Regions from separate parts of the Homo sapiens genome. Here all the other regions are linked to region 2. A link is a contact called in ENCODE Hi-C or POLR2A ChIA-PET data. All regions are on one chromosome and are shown on one strand. Each heading gives the region's core, a stretch centred on a gene start or an enhancer-like site at or near the end of the contact. The rest is flanking DNA. Distances are from core to core; before and after follow the strand shown. Region 1 has its middle 20 kb from the start of PSD2-AS1. Region 2 holds the start of PAIP2 (poly(A) binding protein interacting protein 2). Region 3 overlaps NRG2 (neuregulin 2). Region 4 holds the start of CXXC5 (CXXC finger protein 5). Region 5 overlaps CXXC5 (CXXC finger protein 5).

The links. Hi-C counts contacts between places; a loop is a spot of excess contacts on that map. ChIA-PET counts read pairs that join two places held with the same protein, here RNA polymerase II (POLR2A). Pooled maps may share reads with other maps.
Region 1: a pooled map shows a loop between it and region 2 (3-fold over the local background). The contact joins the enhancer-like site here to the promoter of PAIP2 in region 2. A Hi-C loop is called at or near these places in 1 of 50 pooled maps. POLR2A ChIA-PET finds 5 or more read pairs at or near these places in 3 of 52 experiments (H1, T-cell and activated CD4-positive, alpha-beta T cell).
Region 3: a loop to region 2 is called in a map of CD8-positive, alpha-beta T cell, with 15 times the contacts of the local background. The contact joins the enhancer-like site here to the promoter of PAIP2 in region 2. A Hi-C loop is called at or near these places in 2 of 168 maps with a recorded cell type or tissue (CD8-positive, alpha-beta T cell and naive thymus-derived CD4-positive, alpha-beta T cell) and 6 of 50 pooled maps.
Region 4: a loop to region 2 is called in a pooled map, with 5 times the contacts of the local background. The contact joins the promoter of CXXC5 here to the promoter of PAIP2 in region 2. A Hi-C loop is called at or near these places in 4 of 50 pooled maps. POLR2A ChIA-PET finds 5 or more read pairs at or near these places in 7 of 52 experiments (A673, BJ, CD8-positive, alpha-beta memory T cell and 4 more).
Region 5: a pooled map shows a loop between it and region 2 (4-fold over the local background). The contact joins the enhancer-like site here to the promoter of PAIP2 in region 2. A Hi-C loop is called at or near these places in 4 of 50 pooled maps. POLR2A ChIA-PET finds 5 or more read pairs at or near these places in 4 of 52 experiments (AG04450, BJ, PC-9 and 1 more).

What each region holds. Positions count from the first base shown.
Region 1 is chr5:139,764,573-139,767,272 of GRCh38, forward strand. It overlaps a transcript of PSD2 not described here. Among named protein-coding and RNA genes, the nearest start is that of PSD2-AS1, 20 kb to the left of the region's middle. Within about 2 kb of position 1,304, at least 10 of the 41 ENCODE cell types and tissues checked have a DNase peak (open chromatin) inside an H3K27ac peak, as active enhancers do.
Region 2 is chr5:139,340,470-139,343,169 of GRCh38, forward strand. PAIP2 (poly(A) binding protein interacting protein 2) reads left to right here and starts at 1,385. Exons shown (of 4, transcript NM_016480.5): 1 at 1,385-1,511.
Region 3 is chr5:139,846,680-139,849,511 of GRCh38, forward strand. NRG2 (neuregulin 2) reads right to left here. Exons shown (of 10, transcript NM_004883.3): 10 at 102-2,018. The coding sequence ends at 1,238. Among named protein-coding and RNA genes, the nearest start is that of PSD2, 52 kb to the left of the region's middle. RefSeq lists silencers at 1,250-1,439, 1,570-1,989, 2,040-2,099. Within about 2 kb of position 1,567, at least 20 of the 41 ENCODE cell types and tissues checked have a DNase peak (open chromatin) inside an H3K27ac peak, as active enhancers do; they include CD8-positive, alpha-beta T cell, where a contact is called at or near this core.
Region 4 is chr5:139,647,048-139,649,747 of GRCh38, forward strand. CXXC5 (CXXC finger protein 5) reads left to right here and starts at 1,302. Exons shown (of 3, transcript NM_016463.9): 1 at 1,302-1,798. It overlaps CXXC5-AS1 (CXXC5 antisense RNA 1), which reads right to left and starts at 2,681. Exons shown (of 2, transcript NR_149086.1): 1 at 2,288-2,681; 2 at 1,952-2,134. RefSeq lists silencers at 1,230-2,359, 2,560-2,700.
Region 5 is chr5:139,663,254-139,665,992 of GRCh38, forward strand. All of the region lies in intron 1 of CXXC5 (CXXC finger protein 5), which reads left to right. Among named protein-coding and RNA genes, the nearest start is that of CXXC5-AS1, 15 kb to the left of the region's middle. Within about 2 kb of position 1,263, at least 19 of the 41 ENCODE cell types and tissues checked have a DNase peak (open chromatin) inside an H3K27ac peak, as active enhancers do.

The DNA.
Region 1 (2,700 bases), core at 54-2,553, 420 kb after region 2:
CATGGCAACGCGGCATCTCGAGCCGCGCGCCGCCCTCCCCCGGCGCCCCGCAGTGGGCAGGAGGCCGAGCCTGGCAGCCCCTCCCGGCCCAGCAGCCAGCAAGCTGGGCCAGGAGGCCGAAACCTGATGGGAGGGGCTGAGCAGGGGGCTCCTTATTTTCTAGGGATAAGGGGCTGACCTGCCTTTACTTCCCACCTCATCTGGGGGAGGTAGATAATAGAGCCTGTCCTCTGTCTATGAGCAGCACCCTCCACACCCGCCAGGAAAGCAGGAATAGGTTCTGGTCAGGGCAGGATACCCTCACTGGCGAAGGGACATTTCTGATCTAAGTCCTGGCTGTGAAAGTGGCGCTGTTGTGAGGGGCACTGAGGCACAGCCAGGGAAGTGCCATACTGTTCCAGGGCTTCAGTGTGACCCCAGTGACTTCCATGACCCACCCGATGTCCACCCATGTCCCCACTTCTCATAGATAATGCCCAGTACCTGCCACGAACCCTTCCAACGCCCCCTCACCCTCTCAGTTGTGCCATATCCCCAGACCCACTCAGTACTTCCCACTGCGGGTTCCGTGACCCTCCCACCCCTGGTTCCCACTCAGTGCCCCTTCTGCTCGCTATCTTCACACTGCCTTCCAGTTCTTCCCAGCACACAATGTCTCCAGTTGTTATTCAGTACCCCCAGTGCCTACGCAGTGGTACTTCCAACATGCACTCAGGGCCCCCGTTACCACCAGGAAACCACCCAGCGCCCTCTTTCCAGTTTAGGCTTGGTACCACTTAAATAGCCCCCAGGGACCACCCACTGCCCCCAGTACCTGCCCGGTGGCCCCCAGTGCCCTCCTATTAATCGGCCCAGTACCCTGCACATCCACTGTAGTTCCCCACCTCTTCGTACTTCTGTTCACCTAGTGCTAACCACTACAATCTCGTTCTGCCCAGTATATTCCCACCATGCAGCCCCTTGCCACATTATTTCCAGATAAATCCCCATTCGCCCCCTTGCCCACCTCCCACCCTCCAAGCCCAAGCTCCGCCGGGCCGCAGTGCTCGCAGCGGCCAGGAGGGGGAGAGAGCGAGTAGTCAGCAGGAGACCGAAGCGCGGGGCGCGGCTGGGGAGAGGGTCGAGGGGCAGCATCCAAGGCCGTCTTCTTACAAGGGCTGAATCCGAGCCCAGGGTGCGGCTGCGTTCCGGGGGGGTTCCTCCCGGAGTGACCGCACCCCTGCCCCGCATCTTCTGCAAACCCCTCCGGGTCCGCCGCCACCGCCGCCGTCGTGGCTTTGGCTCTGAGAAGGGGCGCGCGCCCTCTGGTGGCTGCTGAGCAGTACAGCTTCCTAGGCCGATGAGAGGACGCCGCTCTGGCCCGGGGTGGTGCGTTCGTTCCCTCTCTCTTTCCCTGTCCTCCTTTTTTGGGCCTGTCCTCAAGCTGGCGGCGATGGGGTGACGGCAAGCCAGGCCCCTCTGTGGTGGCTGGGTAGAGAGCCTGGGGTCTGGATGAAGGGAGAACATTGGGTAGGGAGGTGTGGAACCAGGGCCTGGGGAGAGGGACCGCGGAGCAGAATGGTGGTGGGGGTGGATCGCTGAGTCCACAGATGAAGGACTAACAGATGGATCTGAACTCAGGAAGTCTACAATCTGAGCTGTGATTCGATGTGCTGTTTGTAGAAGGGGGCGATACAGGATTGGTGGCAGTAGGGTGAGGCCTCCCTTCCAGGCCTGGCAGTTCTATCTGGCCCTAAGCCTTTCATGGGATACTTGTTGATGGACCTACCCTTCGATGACTCTGTTTCTGCCTCTGCCCGTCTACCAGCGCCTAGCCTTCTTTTCACCTGCCTGGGCCTGTTTCTCAGTCTTCAGCAGTCCTGGAATGGTGGGGGGCACCCTCTCCCTGTCCCACAATATGGGGTTTTCTCTCCTCTGTGTATGGGGGAAATGGATGGAGCTAGAGCAGAAGGGACCCAGGTTAGACTCTTGCAGTCTGTCCTGAGTTTAGGTGACCTTGGCCTGTAGGACCCTCCATGGTTAGATCTGTGATTTTGTGCCCATTCCAGCAGCCCCACCTCGATGGATTAATAAGTTCCCTTAGACTTAAAGGTCCTTAGAGATGCCTCCTCCATCCTCGCCATTGCCTGGCTGGGGAAACTGAGACACCCAGCAGGTTAAGAATTGCTCTAGGGCGAATAGAGGGGTAGGCATCAGGATAGTAAGGTGATAAAGAGCACTGACTGGCCTGGGTTTGAGTCTGGGCAAGTCCCTTCCTTCTTTCTTTCTTTCTTTCTTTCTTTCTTTCTTTCTTTCTTTCTTTCTTTCTTTCTTTCCTTCTTTCCCTCTTTCCCTCCCTTCCTTCCTTCCTTCCTTCCCTTCTTTCTTTCTTTCTTTCTTTCTTTCTTTCTTTCTTTCTTTCTTTCTTTCTTTCTTTCTTTCTTTCCTTCTTTCTTTCTTTCTCAGAGTCTCGCTCTGTCACCCAGGCTGGAGTGCAGTGGCACAATCTCGGCTCACTGCAAGCTCTGCCTCCCAGGTTCACACCATTCTACTGCCTCAGCCTCCCGAGTAGCTGGGACTACAGGCACCCGCCACCTTGCCCAGCTAATTTTTTTTGTATTTTTAGTAGAGACAGATTTCACCGTGTTAGCCAGGATGGTCTCGATCTCCTGACCTCGTGATCCGCCTGCCTCGGCCTCCCAAAGTGCTGGGATTACAGGC
Region 2 (2,700 bases), core at 135-2,634:
GAATGAAATAGCTCTGAAGAGGAACAACCCGGTTTCTAAATTCAAGCCTTCCCATGGAGGGAATTTTTTGTCTTAGTAAATACTACAAGCATATAGTTTTTAAAAGATTCAAATTTTTCAGGAGAAAAGGATAGTTATTTGCACCCATTTCCTAGTCGGTCATTTGCCCTCTCCAAAGGGAAGAAATTAGTTTGTGTCCCTTTTTCAAAGATAGTATCTACACATTTGAACATCCAGATTTGTAAAACACATACTCTCGGCCGGGTGCGGTGGCTCACACCTGTAATCCTAGCACTTTGAGAGGCGGAGGCGGGTGGATCACGAGGTCAGGAGATCGAGACCATCCTGGCCAACACGGTGAAACCCCTATCTCTACTAAAAGTACAAAAATTGGCCGGGTGTGCTGGCGTGCGCCTGTAGTCCCAGCTACTTGGGAGGCTGTGGCAGGAGAATCTCTTGAACCCGGGAGGCGGAGGTTGCAGTGAGCCGAGATGGCGCCACTGCACTCCAGCCTGGGCAAGAGAGCCAGACTCCGCCTCAAAAAAACAAAACAAAACAAAAAAACAAAAACATACTCTCTTCTTTACATTGCTTAGTGTCACTAGAAATATATCTTGGGGCTTGTCAACGATGACAGGAAGGAAGCATGGGTAAGAATAACTATGGGGCCAGTGCACCCAGGATCACGGACTACAAAATTCTTGAACCCGGAGGTCACACTTTTCTATCCTGTGTGGACAGGGCATTTCCTCCTTTAGCCACAAAGAAGTTGCACATGTATTTGTATTTTGCGTTTGCATCCAGCTTCAAAAAGTGTGTTTTTGTGCCTGCACATGTCTGAGTGCGGATGTTTGCATATCATTTAGTACGCCTCTGTGATTTCCCTTAGTTTATTATTTTTCTGTGTCAGGATCTTGACGTGACTCGGTGCATGTCGCTGTTTGTGTGACATTGTGTATCATTCTTGGGGTGTGTATGGGTATGTGTGTGCTATGTCATTACCTAAATATTACGTTTTTGGGGGGGTGTGTGATGTCTGTGAAAGTCCACGCCTGTGTATCTTGTCAGGGTGCTCTTCAGTCCCCAGCTGCCTCACTCATTGCATATCATCATTCTCGGAAGATGGGCGGGTGTGGGAACAGTGGTACGCCCCCATTCCTGCCTTCCAGAGAGAACGTGCGACAGCGTTCCTGCTACACCCGGCAGCCGGCCGTAGGGGCGCGCTGGAAAGGCTGCTGCGCGTGCACACGTGTGCAGCCTTGGAGACAGACTTCGGGGTCGCGCGTTCTCGCGCGCGCTCTCTAGTGGCTTCGGAGGGCAGAGCTGACAGAACAAGAGGGCGGGGTTGGCGGCGACGGAAGTGAAGTCACTTCCGGGCTGGGGTGTTTGTTTGGACTGGAGAAGGGAGGCGGCGGGCGAAGCGCACGTCGAGCGGGGGAGCGGCGCTGCCTGTGGAGATCCGCGGAGGCCGACAGGATTCGTTGGCTGCCGTCCCCGCTGCTGTGCATTGGGTGAGGGGTCCTCTCGGGCAGAGTGGCGACAGGGGTGCGGAGGTCGAGGGACAGCAAGTCGGCGACGGCAGAGGGGCCTAAAGGGTTCCCTGGGTGGTTGGCCACCGAGTCCATTGCGGCCTCCGTTGTTCATTGCCTCTTTCCACCAAGTCTGAGGGATGAGCTTGGGCCGACTTCGTCTCTGTCTTCTCCGAGACATGGCCGTCGCTTTTTTTTCATTGTCATTATTAATGATTTGGATCTCGCAGCTCTCTATCCGGGTCCTCAGTGGCGCGAGGGTTGCCGGGATAGCACTTTCTCCTGTTCCTCATTCTCCCGGTCCTTTATCCCTCCGCCGGGTACCCTTTCCCCTGCCCCCCTCCCACCGCCTCGGCAACAAAGCTTATTGTTTCTACCCACTTTACGCCTGCGCGTCGCCACGCGCAGCCCCTACTTGCTGCGCGTGCGCGCCTCAGCCGAGGCTGGGGTTTGGGGAGAGAGGGGCGGAGGGACTGGCGGGCTCTTGGCGTCTTGGGGGAACGCTGCAACCGTCGACGGGCCTGATCAGAAGATCGTCTTTCTCCCGTTTCTTCGCCATCGCTACCCCTTATTTTTGGTTGTATTGCAGCTCATGCCCTGGAAAAAAGAACCTTTGGGGTACTGGGAACCCTTACCCTAGGAGGGCGTTGAGTTAGATGAACTTTAAGGTCCTCTTACCTTTTAATAATTTTCTGTGCTTACTCTCCTCCTTCCCCACCATCGCCACCAGAAATAAATAAGGCTTGTGGTGAACTTAGGTCTTCAAAACATTTGTTGCAGCAGCCAGCAGTGATATTTTTTAGGGACTCCTAAAAGGGGTCTTACCTGCTTCCTTTTGTTTCTTTTTTCCCTGATTTGGCACCCGTATCAACTCATAAAAACCCCAAACTCTAGAAAGAATTTGGCTTCCAATTTGCCTTGGAAGGTGTAGCAGCTGACAGCCTTTGACGTTTATTTCAACGGAAAGTAGATGTTCATGTTGGGTGTGCTGGCTAATGTTGAAACGTGGTGGCATTGTTTTTTCACAGATTTCATTAGCACAGTTAGATCAGGTGTTGGTTTATATTTTCATTAAGTCGCTTTTGAAATTTCTTCTGGCGTAGGTTGTGTTTGCAATAAGTAAAAGTTCTCTACAATAATTTTTAATGAGACTCCACTATTTGCTTTTGTG
Region 3 (2,832 bases), core at 317-2,816, 510 kb after region 2:
CCTGGCCCCCTCCAACCTCCAGGCCAGCATCATCCACATCCACCATGGGACTTCGTGCTCTGAGTTCCCTCCTCATCTGAGGCTAGGCACACACAGTCAAACAGGAGTTATTTCTGATTTTATTTATAATATAAAAATGTTCAAGTGTCAACAGTCAGGTGTTCAGACATTTCAGGACAGGATTCCCATCTGTTTCTGTTTGGGATTTTTTTTTTTTTTAAACAATTACCTTTTTGACAAATTAGCAGTGGACCCAGTTTTTGGGGGTGGGAGGGCAGGACTGGAGACGAGTGGATGTCATAGGTGGGTTGGGGGCTAGGAGGCAGCCTGTGAGAAGGAAATGGTGTTACTTTATTGCTAAAAGGGGAATACACTGTCGAGTGGCTCTTCTCGGTCCCAGCGTGACCATGCATCCAATCTAAAGAATCTGAAATGCAAAGGACATGCAGGTGTAAAATAGAAAAGACGACCTGTAAACGAAGGTGCTGCAGAGGACGGAGGGGCGTCCTGGAGGCTGTGGGGGACAGGAGCCGCCAACATTGGGCCCCTGGCAGAGCTGCCACCTCCCTGGGCTCAGGCTCTTGGGGAAACGTTTCTCTGCCCCCCCTCCTTTAACAGCTGTGAGTAGCCAGGGCTTCCCCATTCGGGTAGCTGTGTCTTTATCTCCCCCTGGAAGTTACCCCAGCTCCAGCTCCAAGCCTAGGGTCCTGGCCCTCTCCTCCCAGGGGTCGGGAACTTCAGCTCTTGCCTGGGAGCAAAGCTACTTCCGTCCTCAGTTCTTCCTTAGGGCCAACCCCCCACCGCCCCCCACCCTCGCCCCCAACAGAACCCGCACCTCTTCTCTCCCAGCTGTCACTCTCAGCACCCCACAACCCAGACCTGTCCCCCGGAGCCCCAGATGAGCATACAGCAAAAGGCACCACAAAATAGGTTTCTATTAAAGAGTCAAAAAATTGGCCCATCTCTCTTTTTTTTTTGTTGTTTCTTTTTTTTTTCCGAAGCTGTAAATCAGGATGTTACATATAAATAGTTTCCCTATAAAAACGCCTTTGCCGTTAGCTAGTATTATAAGACAATTTTTGCTAAAATGAAAATAAAACATTTTGTTATACTTTTTTCCTTTTATAGAAAATAAAAATATTTTTATTTCTTTTTTCCTCCTTTCTCTCCAGTAGGCGGTCTCTGGTCTCCTTAAAGATAGTGGGGCGGGCGGGGCGGAGGGGCGCGCGGCGGGGCCCTAGAGTGGCGCCGAGTCCTGCTTGGCCCGCGGGGGCGGCCCGCGGCTGTGTCTGCTGCTGGCCCGCGTGCTGTGGCTGTCCAGTGAGTAGTAAGTCCTGCTGTCGGCCGCCGGGCACAGTGGCGGCGAGTCCGAGCGCAGCGCGTCGTGCGCCCCACGCAGGCCCAGGAAAGGTGTGCTCTCGGCCGCCAGCGCCCCGTCCGCGTCGTCCGCGTCGTCGTCCGACGCCGAGGCTGAGCCGCCGCCCGAGCCGCTGCTCAGCGACAGCGAGTCCCTCGCCGCCCGTGCGCGCTGCGCCGCCAGCCCGTTGAGGCGCGAGCGGCGCCAGCGCCGGGGCCCCGCCGACGTCCTGCGGGACGCACCGCGCGCGCGCGGCCGCGGCGGCGGCGGGGGCGCGCACTCCTGCGTGGTCTCGTACTCGTCGTCCTCGGGGATGCGGAAGGGGCTGGCAGGCAGGCTGCCCAGGCTGCCGCCGAGCGCGCAGGTCCCGCGCCGCGGTCCGGGCCCCGCCGCGGGGTAATAGTAGCTGTCATAGCTGCGCTGCATGTCTGCGCCGGGCCCGGGCCCGGGCCCGGGTCCGGGTCCCGGGCCGGGGGGCGCCGGGTGCCGCAGTAACGGCTGCTGCTCGGCCAGGCGGTAACTGATGGGCGCCGCCGGCGGCAGCGACACGGCGTGCGCCGAGTTGGGGGACGTGATCTCGAAAGTTGGCACCTGCGTGGCCAGCGAGTAGTGGAAGTCCACGGGCGAGAGGCGCGCGGGCGTGGTCAGGGCCGACACGTACCTGCGGGGAGAGGCAGAGGCATGGGCCAGGGCCAGGCCGGGCCGGCGCGGGGGAGGGGGGGTTGGGGGTGGGGTAGGGTGGGAGGGGCGGACCCAGACTTGCCTTAACCTTGCCCGAGACCCCGCCTGCAAGAATGACGGCAGCAACCCTCAGTGGCCTTATGCAATTTCCTAAACCTCTCCGAGCCTCGGTTTCCTTATCTGTTACGCGGGCATAACCATGGTGTTGATTCCATAGCTCTGTTGGGATGATTCCAGATTGTATCAGTGGGATGTGTTAGCCCTGTGCCTGACCCTGGTAAGCTTTCATGAATGGTCACTTGCTGTGGGAATGCTCACCGTCAGGGGGTCAGGCTCACGCTGGGGTACATGTTCCATCTGGTTTAATACCGCAGCTCTGTAAGACCCTTCCGCCAGTCCCATTCTACACGCAGGAAAGTAACACTCAGAACGTTTAATTCTACACGCAGGAAAGTAACACTCAGAACGTTTAAGTGACTTATTCAGGATTTACACAGCCAAGAAGTGGCAGAGCTGGGATGTGACTTGAGGCTAGTCAGGAACCAGGACTCATACTGCCCAATTCCAGAAGCCATTAGTCTCCATTCAGATACCCCTGTGACCTGGCCTCACTGCCCCACAGGGACAATTCCTCCCATGCCCTGATGGCTTCAGTGAGGGAAATATTCCTCCTTACAGTGAAGTCAAAACCTGCTTCAGGGGAGTACCAAGATCCCATGAGGTGTCTCTGCTTGTGGCTACAGACCCATCCCCACACCACCAGCTCCTTCAGAAGTCTGGCCTTGCTAATATCT
Region 4 (2,700 bases), core at 52-2,551, 310 kb after region 2:
ATCCATGCTCCATAAGCCCTCGCGCCAGCCTCGGAGACAGCCAGGCTGCGCAGAGCAGAGGAGAGGAAGCAGCGAGGTGGGAGACAGTTTCGCTTCTCCCACCGAGGCCGCGCCTGTGGCTGCAGGCGCCCGGATCGCCACAGTTAACTCCCTGTTATCTGGGCCCCAATCGATCTCAGGCTGTAACGTTTAACCCTAGGCTGACTTCCCCAACCGCCCTCCCCCTCTCCCTCCCCTGCTTGGGTCTGGGGACTGCGTTTTCTTCGCCTCGCAGAGGAAGGTCGGCCTTGCACAAATCCGCCCCCACGAATCCCAAAGAATTGGAGAAAACTTCCACTTTGGGATTATATGCAGTTGGGATTATATGAGCCCGGGGCTTGCACCATGGGTACGTGAGGTGAAGACATCTGCAGCAGCAGGATTAATTAGCCTAAGATGGGCATATGGAGGCCACTGATGGAGTGAAAGCGGGATATGCGGGCCCAACTCTGTCCCCACTGGGCGCCTACTCTGGCAAGGCTGAGTTTTCCTTCTGTCTTTCAATCAGTACCTATTGAGCGCTGCTGTTCCAAGCATTGTTTCGGGTTTTGAGTGCGTAGGCCATGGTCTCAGGGCACCAAATGTACGTAGTCGTTTTAGCCCCGGGACTCAAGAGTTGAGGCTGATGCCTGCCTGAGAGATAAAATATCCTTTCTCGGATCAGTTTCCTCACCTGAGAAATGGGAACGGGAATCTCCGCCCCTTTTCTCCCGGGGCCCTAGTGCCCACTGAATCCATTAAGGAGCTCTTGGAAGGGTGGGGTCTTGGAACACGCGTCTACCTCCCAGGACCCTCGACTAGGAATCTCTGGCCCGCCGCGCACCTGAGCTGGGGGGCGCGGCCAAATTCTCCCTCCCGGTCCTCGAAGCTTCTGGCCCCGCTCTAGAGGGGGCAGAAAGATAGCAGATTTCCCCGGAGGTGCGTCTCTAAACCCAGACCGCCTCACCAAAGCGGGGAGGTCGTCCTTTTTTTTTTTTTTTTGTAAAGTTGCGGGAAATAGGCGAAGACGGGGCGCGCAAGGGAGCTGAGCCTGGGTGGACCGCGTCAGGGCGCGGGGAGCTCGAGGCGCAGCGGCTGCAGCTCCGGCCTCAGAGCCCGCGGCGTCCAAGTGGCCCGAGCTGCGCTGGGAGGGAGGCGGCGGGAGGAGGGAGGGGAGCCGAGGTGGAGGGGGTTGGGGGGAGGAGGGAGCGGCGAGTCCGGTCCGGGTTTTGCCGGCAGCCCCCGGGCAGCGTTCATAGCTCCTGCCCGGGCGGGCGCGCGGCGGCGGCGGCAGAGGCGGCTGAGCCTGAGCGGGGATGTAGAGGCGGCGGCAGCAGAGGCGGCACTGGCGGCAAGAGCAGACGCCCGAGCCGAGCGAGAAGAGCGGCAGAGCCTTATCCCCTGAAGCCGGGCCCCGCGTCCCAGCCCTGCCCAGCCCGCGCCCAGCCATGCGCGCCGCCTGCTGAGTCCGGGCGCCGCACGCTGAGCCCTCCGCCCGCGAGCCGCGCTCAGCTCGGGGGTGATTAGTTGCTTTTTGTTGTTTTTTAATTTGGGCCGCGGGGAGGGGGAGGAGGGGCAGGTGCTGCAGGCTCCCCCCCCTCCCCGCCTCGGGCCAGCCGCGGCGGCGCGACTCGGGCTCCGGACCCGGGCACTGCTGGCGGCTGGAGCGGAGCGCACCGCGGCGGTGGTGCCCAGAGCGGAGCGCAGCTCCCTGCCCCGCCCCTCCCCCTCGGCCTCGCGGCGACGGCGGCGGTGGCGGCTTGGACGACTCGGAGAGCCGGTAGGTGTCGGGCCACGGCCCTCCCTCGACCCCCCCCGGAGGCCGGCCCCCTCCCCTTCCCCGCCTACCTCCCTCTCCTCCCCCGGGGTTCGGTGCGCGGCCGGGGCCGGAGTTCGCTGCAAGTCGGCGGAAAGTTTGGCTGCGCGGGTTCCCCCGAAGTTCAGGTGCGGAGAGCCGGGGACGGGGAAGGAGGGGTCCGTATTTGGGAGGGGCGGGGGGCGCCCGCACCGTAAGCCGCGGAGCCCCGGAGCCTGGGAGACCTAGCGCCGGTGATCGCTTGGTGGCCGCTGCTATACCCAAGCCTCCCTAAGCCGCAGTATGCTCGGTCGCAGATCACTGAGTTCAGACAAAAAGAGGGGTTTTAGGGTCTGGGACGGCGGCTTGGGCGCCGTGGAGTGGGGCTGGGACGCTCCTTGCGGGGTGCCGCCCCCCTCCCCCCCACTACTCCAGTTCGCGGGCGCTGGGGCAGCGGGCGCCCGGGGTCCTCACCTCTTGGCGTTGGGCGGGCGCTCAGCCTGCGGGGGCGGCTGCTTGTAGATCTCTGGCGCGCACTCCCCCCATCAGACCCCGCTCGCAGCCCTGTGTTGAGGGGCGACGTTAACTGCTCTGGGCGCCCTCGACCACGCGTGGCTGAGCCTCCCCCACCACTTGGAAGAAGCGGCGGCTACTTCTGCATTTTTCCTCCGGCTCCTCGCCCCCGCTGCCCGCGGGGTGCCCGGCGGGCTGATGAAGTTTGACCTTTTTTTTCCATCAAAGTATCTCCCCCACCACCACGGTGCCCCGCGGCCCCTCCCTCCCTCCTTTCCCAGCCTTGGGGAGTCTTTTGAGCTGTCTCCCGAGCCCCGCGTGGGCCACGCAGCGTGCAGAGCCTGGGAGGGAGAATGGGGGTGTTCCTCTAGCTG
Region 5 (2,739 bases), core at 13-2,512, 320 kb after region 2:
TCTCCCACCCCCTATGCTCACACAGCAAGGCTATATGTTAGACTTGAGCAGGGACTTCCAGGTGGCAAATGGAGCCTTTGCAGGGTGGCGAGAGGCTTGGGATGTGCCTTTGTGGCAGGGCTGTCAGGGCTGTGGGAGATCTAAGAAGAGCCGACATGAGCTGGCAGGGCTGAGGGCGAGGGAGGTAGGAGGAAAGGCTGTCTAGAAGTGTAGGTAGGCCTTCTTCCTTTGGGCAGAAGAGGAGATGCAAGCCTGGCCAGTGGGGTGCTACCCTCGTTGTAACCTTCAGGCTTCTACCACATGTCCATCCCCCCATGGTCCTGCAGGCTAGACGGGGAATGCTTTGTATTTGGGGCTGGGGAAACTGAGGCATGAAGGATTGCCTCAGAGCTCAAAAGCAAATGGTGAGAGAACCAGGGCCATGACCTGGGTTACCCAACACGCCTGGCCTGACTTGTCCGTGACGTTCACACTTATGCTGGCAGATGTGGACAGTAAAAACAACAACATGGCTATCCTTAGTTGAGCACCTACTGCATGTGGACGCTACACTGACCCCTTCACATAGGTCCTCTCCAGGACCTGACGAGGTGGGGGCTGTCAGCGGCTGCATTTCACTGGCTAGGGGTTGGGCTCAGCGAGGGTCAGCAACCTGTCTGAGGTCACCTAGGCTGGAGGCTGCAGAGCTAGGAGAGGAATCCTGACTCCAAAGCCCCACTTGGACCCTGGCATGGCCTGAGCCTGTGTCTCTGAGATGAGGGGCTCCCCTCGCCCCATTACACACAAGATGTGTAGTGTTCCTAGTTGAGCCAGCCCCCTCCCCCATGCCCAGCTCCTTAACTCTCCTAGGTCCCTCTGCTATCTCAAGGCACTTTCCAGGTTTGAACCTAAGAGCATTGGAACTGCTAACCTAACCCCTTAACTCCAGGGAGGAGGGTGGATGGGTGGGTGGGGGATCCCCTGAGGAGCAGATGGATGCCCCTTGGGGTTTCTGGGTTCTTCCTGCAGACAGGTTCTGGGAAACTCCATGGTTAGGCCTGTGGAAGCTGCCTCGGGGCCTGGTCAGGGTTGCGCACCTCCTCCACCCCCTCCCCAGGGGCTCCATTTCCCTCTCCTGGGCACCCTGCAGGGAGGAGTTGAGCAAGTGCCCTTGAGCTGGCACTTCCTCTTTGGTATACAGGGACATAGCCACAATGACCCCCCATCCCGTGGTCCGTGTGTCACTTAGCACCAGGCGCTGCATGGCCCTGGGTCAGGGCTCACTAAAGGTCACTTCATCGGGTTGACTTTACTAGAGGCTAGTCCCAGCCTCAGATCATTTCCCCTTTCTGGTCTCAGTTTCTTCATCTGTGAAATGACTGTGCGAGTCTGCCCTGCGTGCTCTCTGAGGCAGGGGTAAGTTCATTCCCCGCAGACAGACACACTTAGGAGCTTTGTGACTGGTGTTCCAGTCCCCCAGGCCCAGAGCTCCTGTAGCCCTGACACCTGCACAGGGGTCCAGGGGAAGAAGTGTGGGCTCTAGAGTTGGGCCAGCCTTCTTTTCAGCCTCACCTCCACTGTCCACACTTGCTTGACCTTGACCCACACCAGTGCCCCACTCAGCTCTGAGCCTCAGTGTCCTCATCTGCAAAATGGGAGAATCATGATGCCTACCTCTGTGGGTTGCTGTGACCATCAAACAAGATGATGTGGACAGAGCACATGGCACAGAACTGATAGAGTGTGGTGACAGCGGAGCCCTTCCCCCCAGACTATCCTCCTGGTCACTGTACCCCAGCCTTGGTCTTGAGGATTCTGGGAAGGAGATGGTGCCAATCTGCTGGCTCAGCCAGCTTGGCCACTGACCTTCAGAGCACCCAGGCTGTCAAGGCCGCCAACTGCCTGCTGGGCGGGCAGGGGGGAGTGCCAGCCAGCTCCTCGCCTGACGCTGCCCGCTCCTGCTCCCACTCTCCTCTCCCTCTCTGCGCCTGTGTGTGAGCTAATTAATCTCAGCCCCTTTGGGAAATTAGAACGCCGCAGCCGCGGCCTCCTCAGCCTCGCGGTGCTTGTGCTGCTACTGGGCCATGCCAAGACCCGCTGTGGTTTAGGGGCACCGGGGTGGGGGATGGGGGCACCGGGATGAGCTGGGCCGGCCATGGGTCTCCCAGAGCCCCCACCTCCTTGCTGGAATGCTCTGGTCTCTCAGCCCCCTCCTTTCCCAGATAGCATCCATAAGGATGCCAGGCCAGTGCCCAACTGTGGTAAAACCTAACCCCCAGTGGCCTCTCTGACCTGGTCCCAGGGCTGTTATGGCCACCCCCTTACACCACATTCCATCTCATTGCAGGGTCCTCTTGCCTGCCCAGCTTGGGCTGATGGAGACAGATGTAATTATGGAATTTTGCTTGGGAAATTAATTTGAAAAAGTTAATTAATTGGTGGTTCCGGAGGTGGCGGGCTCCACGCCCGGCCAGTCTTGCTGACGTCAGTGCTGACCCACTGGAGACGTGCAGCTTCCGGGCAAGCTGGGCAGAGGGACCCCGGTGACCTGGCTGGGCAGCCCTGGAACAGGTAGATGGACAGCGAGGAGCAAAGGGCAGACCAGTGTCCTGGCCCAGAGTGGGCACCTGGGAAGGGTTTGTTGACCAGACCTGCTGAGGATAAGAACCCGGCCACTTGTTTGTGTGTTCAACAAGCCGTTGTCAAGCTGCTATGGTACACTGACCCCAGTGTCTCAAGTGCCCCCAACCAAAAATAGAC